3 separate regions of the Homo sapiens genome follow, and regions 2 and 3 are each linked to region 1. Evidence: chromatin loops called from intact Hi-C (ENCODE). Cell type or tissue: PC-3. All regions are shown on one strand.

Region 1 (2,500 bases):
GCATGTGCTCAGCTGAGCCTCGGTGCTTGGAGCAAGCGTGTGCAACCCCAAGGCCCCCGACCGCGACTCGCTGCTAACATTCTGGCTTCACCGAAAGCCAGTGAGTGGTTAAACACTGACTTCTGACCCCTGCTCCTCCGGCGATCTGTCTTGCCCCTCGCATTCCTGCGGGTCCCGGGCTGGGGGACGCTGCCTACGTGCGGCGGCTGCCCTTGCGCGGCCGAAACGCCGGCTGCTTCCTGGAACGCGGTGCAGATAAGAAGCCGCTGCCGGGCTCGGGTTTCAGAAGCGCGCCACCGCGGGTTACAAAACCCTGTGTCATAATTTCACTTCGGATTTTTTTTTTTTTCTTTCCTAGTGCTGGCTTCCCGCAGAAGGACGTTTTGTGTGTTAGGTCCATGTGTGCGTGTGTATTTCCTTTTGGTAATTATTTTGGAAAACGTTCAGAGGCTAAAAATAGAGAAGCCAGAAGCCTCCTTGCTGCGCGACTCGCGGCCCCAAGCTCTCCAGCGCACAGGGTCCTGCTGAGACACAGCGACGACCACCGTGTGTCCCCGAGTGCCCGAGCCCCGTGCCGGGCCTGGCCGCTGAGGACGCGCTCCCCGCCACCGGCTCATTTTCTCGGTTCTAAAACCTTCAATGCCCGTCGCTAGCAACTTAATCTGCGCTCTAACTCGCAGAATTCTTTTGACCTGTTGGAGAAAAATAGCATTTTAAGATGTGGGTTATTCAAGAGGGTGGAGTCGGCTAAGTTTAGTGGACGCTAAAAATAGCCCAGCGGTGCGGGCGGGTCAGGCCTGGGGGCGCCAGGACCTCCGCCCTCACCCTGCCCCCTACGGGCCTACGAGCCGCAGCCCTCCCAGGGCCTGTGCGTAATTCTAGCCAAGGCCCAGTGTCATTTCCAAGAGGTGCCTCTCGGCCGGGTTACTCATATGTCAGATTCCCATTCTCACGTTGTGTTTCACGCAGCAACTGCATTTCCAAAGAAAAGCGTGAGTCACTACCAAGTGGCTGCAGAGGGAGGGGAGGGCCACCATACACCGGAAGAAAGGGGGGGGGGGAAGGGGCCTTTTTATAGCGTTCTGAGCTGGCTTTCTTTTCCATAGGTTAATTTTTATCTTAACTACCAAACTTAGGCTGGATCGCCTTTTTATAAGAAATCTATTTAAATACAAGGGATTATTTGAACTTCTTTTTAAAAAGCCAAGGGCATTTTTTGTGTGGTTCTCAGCTTATAAATAAAATATATTAATAGTTGTTTAATGGGCATTTAAAATGCCAACTGCCTGTGACTGTTTTTAGTGCATTCTTCAAACACCACTTGGAGACCTGAAACTGCCCCCTCGGTTCAGTCCACAAGGGGACTGCCACCTTGCCATGGGCCAGGTATACCCAGCCCAGCGAGGCCAAGCTCATTGCTCTGAACAGATGGTGATTTTCAAACTGAATGCTATTCTGGTGTACTTATTTAGGAACAAGATCTAAAAATAGACTTGAATGAGCATAACCTGCAAAAATAAGTTGTCAGCTTCTTTTTACTCCTGGAGGGTTGAAAACAAAGCTGTCAGCAATTTCTGCGAGCTGAGGAATCTGTATACTTTCTTATTTTAGAGAGAGCTTTTTCAGTGGGACTGTAATTGAGTCCCCTTAAATCTTTGTGTCAACAAATTACCATCTGTTGTTCTAGAGACTCTCAAATTGGTGAGACTCGCTGCTGCTTACTGCCGGGGTGGAGGGGGATGCTATCGTTTGCCCTTGTGGACATGAGCTTTGGAGAGGGAATGGGTGCCGCTGGTATCCGACGTCATTGCAGGAATGAGTCCAGGCTCTGCCAGCCCCCATTACCCAGACCCTGGGGTCTTGTAGAGGTAGTGATTGAGAGATGCCTGGGAGTATGGGCTTGGAGACAGGGGTGGCACTGAGGTGGAGAGGAAACCCCAGCCAGTTTTGGCGGGGCCTCAGGGGAGTCTCAACACCTGTTGGTGGCTGGGGTCATAGTAGCCCAGAGCGCTGGGTTTTGAGTAAATCCATGAAGCGCTCAGCCCTTCTTTATAAGGTACTTGGTGTAGCCTTTGTGGCAGGAAACCACAGGTAATGGGGACAACAGAGGGCCTTTGTCCCCAGTCTGGCACATCCACACCATTTTTCTGTGAAGTGACCGCACGTGCTGACCTAGAGAGAAGTCAGAAATGGAACTGAGCCCTTGTTTCTTCTTGGAGAGGAGTTCCCCTGAATATGGGAAACCGAATGAGGATGGAAATGGCCCCTCTCTCTGGATGGAGGATGGTGTGCAGAGTGGTCCCCAGACTCCGTACCCTTTGGAGGTCAAAAGTCTAGGCCCCAGCAAGCCCTAGACTTGGGATGGCTGGCCCTGGGGCTGCCCATCCCGTCCAGAGAGCTTGCCTGGCTCCCAGCAAGGTTCTGTGCCTTCAAGCAGGGGAAACGGGCTCTGGCCAACAGAAAGTGAAATGAGTGGCATTAAACTCAGCAAAATCAAGTC
Region 2 (2,500 bases), 53 kb before region 1:
GCTGTGAGAGTGAGAAAAATGGACCAGTGGGAGTGGGAGAGACAGGAGAGATGATCTGCATAAGAGTGTGACTGACTGAGGGGCGAGGCAGGGAAGGGGAATGGTGCTGTGGCAACCACCTTTATGGGGAGTGAGAGTTAGCTGCCCCCCTTACCCTCTTGCAGAGTAGCACTATCGGTTGAAGTTGATGGGTCTCTGCAGCAGTGTTTCTCTGTCCGGATGTAGACTCAGAAAAGGTTAAAAGGGTGATGCAGTGTACGGAGGAGAGTTTGCCAGCCATGTGCAGTGAGAGAGGAAAGAAGGCTTCACTGCAAAGAATGTGGCTGAGCTGTTGCAGCAGTGGGAGGAGGCTGTATGGAAGGGAATTGAGTGTGAGTAGGCTGAAGGATTGTCGGGGAAAGGAGGCAGGTAACAGAAGACTCAGCTGACTGTGGCTTAACAAGGCCTTGGGTATCTTTTTATAAGAAGTCTGGGAAGGCATTGCTGGCATGGCTCCGCTGCTGGCATGGCTCCGCTGCTTAGGCATGATGGGGACTACCAGACTTTCCAGCCTGCTGTTTTGCCATCCTCATCATGTGGCTTTTCAGCCATAGACTTGTCTTCTATTCCTAACTCTTGGATTTTGTGCTTTAGAAACAGCAGTTTTCCTTGTTAAATAGTCATTTATCCTTTATGCCTATTCTCTTAACGTTTATTTGCTTAGCTTCTAACTTCATTGTGTGCATATACCACCTTTAAACAAGTGTTTTGCCTTTGGCGTGATTTCTGACTTTAGCCTTATTCCTTCTAGCATGCTATTTCTAATTCATTTATTAGTTCTGTATTTATGTTATTTTGGTCCTCAGTGTTTCAGTTGCTCTGCAATCTTGTTTTTCATTTCAGCGTGTTCATTTGCCATCGCCTCTTTGAGTCTCATATATTGATTTTATGTCATCTCTAAATTATTTCATAGTAAGCACTTCTGGGAACTTTTCTTCAGTTATTAGTTAGGCTTTCTTAAATAAAAGACGGTGTCTTTAGGATGCCATGTGTGTGCCTTTGCTGTCCTCAGTAGGGGGCTTGTTTGGTTTGGTTTGCTTTGAGGAGTGGGGAGGCTGGCCTGTCTTGTCCAGTAACTATGCCATGTCTTTTGTTAATCTTCCACGTGGTTTTTTGTTTGTTTGTTTTTTTAGCATGAACCTCTGTCAGTATTCTTCTTCTTTTACACAGCGAGTGAGCTTTGGGTTGATTCTGGTTGAGGGCTCAGAATTGTTGTGGTGTTTCTTTTGCTTTTCCTCTTTGTCTGAGAGAATGGGAGGAGAGGAGGCAGGAATCACCCAGCAGGGCGGGAGGCCATGATTCAGCTTTGTAAATATCTTTTCCCAGGCTGCCTCCACCGAATCTGCTCATATCTGTTTCCTGTGAGACACACCCTTTGCTTAATATGGTTTCCCAGCTCAGGACAGGGGTCTGGCATTTTAGGACAGTAGGTCTCTGGTGTTTATGGGCCCTGCTCCTGTCCCCATCCCCGTCACATCTTGCCAGCTTTAGACAAGAAGGATGGGCACAGTCCATGAGTGTTTTTAGGGACAGCGCAGGGGTCAAAGGTGCACTCCCTCTAGAACACAGGGGAGGAGAGGGCCAGAGCAGGCTCCCCAGGCTTGCATCCTGGCTCCAGGCCCTACCTTAGGCCTCCGTTTTCTCATCTGTGTGGAGGAAGATGATAGTCCCTACATCCTGGGGTAGGTGGAAGGATTGAATGAGATAATGCCCATAAGTCACTTGGCACCCGTTTGCTTCTATCAGCAGATGTCAGCTCCAGTCATTGATGCTTCATAGACTTCTCACTCAGGCACTTCCTACTCAGTCATCTTGGTCCCACTGATCTTGTTTCATTTATTTTCACTTTTGCTTTACTTTTTACTCAACCCTTGCTTAATTGTTGGGGGTGATTAGTGATTAGGTGATTTTGATATTTTTCTTCTTTCTCCAGCTTTCCTCTTATCAGATAAAAACCAAAATGGCTGTCTTCTGTGGGACTCCCTGCTGAGAAGTGGGGCCTTGTTTCTCAAAAAGCGTTCTGATTTTAAAACTTTTCATTGGCTGCCATTGCACCCCTTTGTCTTCTCATGGGAAGAGGGTGTAATAGTCTCATACTTTTCACAGTTCTGCCCATTTGCCAACTCTGTGCCTGGGGTAGGCCATGCTTCCCCACGGGGCTCCTGGGGTGGGCCGTGGTTCCAGTTCCCACCTGCTGGGCCCACACTTGAAATCTCTTGTGTGTGCTCCCAGCCCTGCTCTTCATGCTTGTGCCATGCAACTGTGTCACTTCCTCTCTCGTTGCTTTTTTCCTCCCCACCTCTCATCCCTTCCCTCTCTGGTTATTCAACTAATTGTTGTTGCTCTGATTGAGTTCAAAGAGGGTGTCTAGGAATTAGTTGTGAGCTAGCTAAATAGAGAAATCTGCAATATACATTTTAAATTTGTAATCAATGCATATTTTGTTTTCAGTGTTTAAAGA
Region 3 (2,500 bases), 61 kb after region 1:
ATTATACTCTAAAGCTACTGTAATCAGAGTAGAATGGGTAGGAAAAAAATGAAAGAGGCCCATAGACCAGAAATAGGTCCAAATATATATGGGATTTTAATATATTTTCTTTTCTTTCTCTTTCTTCCTTTTTTCTTTCTTTCCTTTTTCTTTTCTTTCTTCCTTTCTTTCCTTCCTTCCTTTCTTCGTTCCTTCCTTGCATCCTTCCTTCCTTCCTTTTTCTTTCTTTTTCTTTCTTTTTCTTTCTCTTTCTTTCCCTTCCTTCTCCCTTCGCTCCCTTTCCTTCCTTCTCCCTTTCCCTCCCCTCCCCCCCTCCCCTCCCCTCCCTTCCCCTTCCTTTCCCTTCCCTTCCTTCTACACAGTTTTGCTCTATCACCTAAGCTGGAGTGCAGTGGTATAATCCTGGCACACTGCAACCTCCGCCTCTTGGGTTCAAGTGATTCTCGTGCCTCAGCTTCCTGAGTAGCTGGAATTACAGGTGCACACCACCACGCCTGCCTAATTTTTGTATTTTCAGTAGAGATGGGGTTTCGCCATGTTGGCCAGGCTGGTCTTGAACTCCTGGCCTCAAGTGATCCACCTGCCTCAGCTTCCCAAAGTGCTGGGATTACAAGCATGAGTTACCTTACCCGGCTGGGAATTTAATATATGTTAAAGCAACATTTTAATTGAGTGAGACACAGTCGGCCCTGCAAAAAATCCTTGCCGAATGAATGAAGGCTTGTGAGAGTTTGAGGGAAGAAAAAGGCTCTCCATGCATTGCTAGTGGGAATGCGATTGTTAAAATAGTTATGGAAAGTAATACAAGAGTATTTATTAAAATAAGAATGTTTCATCATAACAATCCTTCCTTTTAGAGACTGTTCTTCAGGAACAAAAATGCCAATAGATAAAGATATATTTATTGCTTATAATGGCAAAAAGTGGAAATGATACAAATATTCATCAAAAAAAGATTGGTCGACTAAACCAGAATACAATCATACTATAGAATATCGGAATAGAATGCAGCTCTCTAAACGTTAGGTAGAATTCTATATCTCTGTATCCAAGAAATACCCATGATGAATTGTTAAATGAAAAAGCAAGTTTCAGAATATGATAATATTTGTGATCTGAGTCCATTTCTCTGTGCGTGTAGGAGAGAGAACCACAGGCCTCTGTGGTCCGTATGTGCACGGTGAGCGTGCAGGAGGCTGCATGCCAATGCTGTCAATGGGGTGGGGATGAACTGTGGCAGGATGAGTCATTTATTGCTGTTTCCTTTATACATGTTCTTTCTTTGACTTATTACAATGAGCACGTACTACTTTCGTCATTTCATAAAATCCAGTAACAGCTTCTCTGCAAAGCCCTCCAAATAAATAAAAAGTCTGTGTCCTTCCAAGAGCGGTACTGAAGTGGTTTAAAGCTCCCCAACTCTGGCTGGCACTGGACAGGAGCCTGGGGGTTGACCGGGGGAATGGGGAGAAGGAAGATTCAGGCTCTATCCTGGTGACAAGGGAGCATACCTGAGCTTGCCTGACCCAGATGTCTTTTTCTGTAGTAACTTTTAATTTTGATATACTTTTAGACTTACAGAAAGGTTGCAAAAAAAAAAAAATCAGAGTGACTATATAACCTTCATCTATAAAAAATCAGGGGCCAACACTGGTGTAATGCTATTAACTACAGACTTCATTTAGGTTTTCCCATGTTCCTGTAACATCATTTAGCTGTCCCAGGATCCAATCCAGATCCCACAGTGCACTGAGCTCTTGCTCCTTAATATACTCCAATCTGGGATAGCTTCTCAGTCTTTCCTTGTTTCTCTTGATCTTGACACTTTTGAAGGGCACTGGTCAGTTATTTTGAAGAACGTCTTTCAATTTGGGTTTGTCTGATGTTTTCTTATGATTTGATGGAGAGTATGAGTTTTAGGCAAGAAGACCTCAGAAGTGCCTTTGTCAGTGCAGTGCAGCAGGGGCACGTGATGTAATATGTGTCATTGTTGGTTTTGTTAGCCTTGATCATTGGGTTAAGGTAGTGTCTGCTTCATTGCTTAGTGCACAAGTAGTAAATATCAATAAAAAATGTAAGACATAAGAAATACAATAAGAAATTATAAAGTAAACATAAATAAGAACTAGTTTTCCTTTTCTATTAATTTTTCCCTTTGTATGAATAGACATCTATATTTTTCACTCTGATTAATAGACATTTTGTGGGGAGATACTTTGGCACTAGGCAAATATCCCTTTTATCCACAAACATTTGGCAGACTTTGCCTGCAACCACCATTACTGTGGTGTTCACCAAATGATGATTTTGTATTTTCCTTATTCTTTCTGCATTTGTTAGTAGAATTCTTCCATATGACCTCTCTCTCCTCCCCCATTTACTTACCCATTTTATTCTGTTATTTATTCTACTCGTATGGACTCAAGATATTTATTTTATTCTATGTGACAAAGACATCTTATGACCAGTTTAAGTAAGGGACTTATGGACTATCTTCAAT

The links. A loop is a pair of places that touch in the nucleus more often than their neighbours do. Peaks named below come from ENCODE experiments on the same cell type or tissue, not always from the same donor. Only the 100,000 strongest peaks of a DNase experiment are listed, where the experiment ranks them.
Region 2: a loop joins it to region 1, with 2.6 times the contacts of the local background. A loop is called at or near these places in 10 of 110 quality-filtered maps.
Region 3: a loop joins it to region 1, with 4 times the contacts of the local background. A loop is called at or near these places in 14 of 110 quality-filtered maps.

What each region holds. Positions count from the first base shown.
Region 1 is chr9:91,191,570-91,194,069 of GRCh38, reverse strand. It overlaps LOC124902208 (a long non-coding RNA gene), which reads right to left and starts at 1,048. Exons shown (of 2, transcript XR_007061660.1): 1 at 954-1,048; 2 at 1-692. RefSeq lists enhancers at 1-227, 131-390, 809-1,103, 2,070-2,239. In PC-3, no CTCF peak of the experiment used is centred here; DNase peaks (open chromatin) are centred at 339 and 949; H3K4me3 peaks cover 874 bases; H3K27ac peaks cover 2,304 bases.
Region 2 is chr9:91,244,932-91,247,431 of GRCh38, reverse strand. The region is part of intron 6 of AUH (AU RNA binding methylglutaconyl-CoA hydratase); the gene reads left to right. Among named protein-coding and RNA genes, the nearest start is that of LINC02937, 83 kb to the right of the region's middle. In PC-3, no CTCF peak of the experiment used is centred here; a DNase peak (open chromatin) is centred at 1,371; H3K27ac peaks cover 1,708 bases.
Region 3 is chr9:91,130,462-91,132,961 of GRCh38, reverse strand. The region is part of intron 1 of LINC02937 (long intergenic non-protein coding RNA 2937); the gene reads left to right. The region is part of intron 2 of LINC00484 (long intergenic non-protein coding RNA 484); the gene reads right to left. Among named protein-coding and RNA genes, the nearest start is that of LINC00484, 13 kb to the right of the region's middle. In PC-3, no CTCF peak of the experiment used is centred here; a DNase peak (open chromatin) is centred at 1,241; H3K4me3 peaks cover 520 bases; H3K27ac peaks cover 2,441 bases.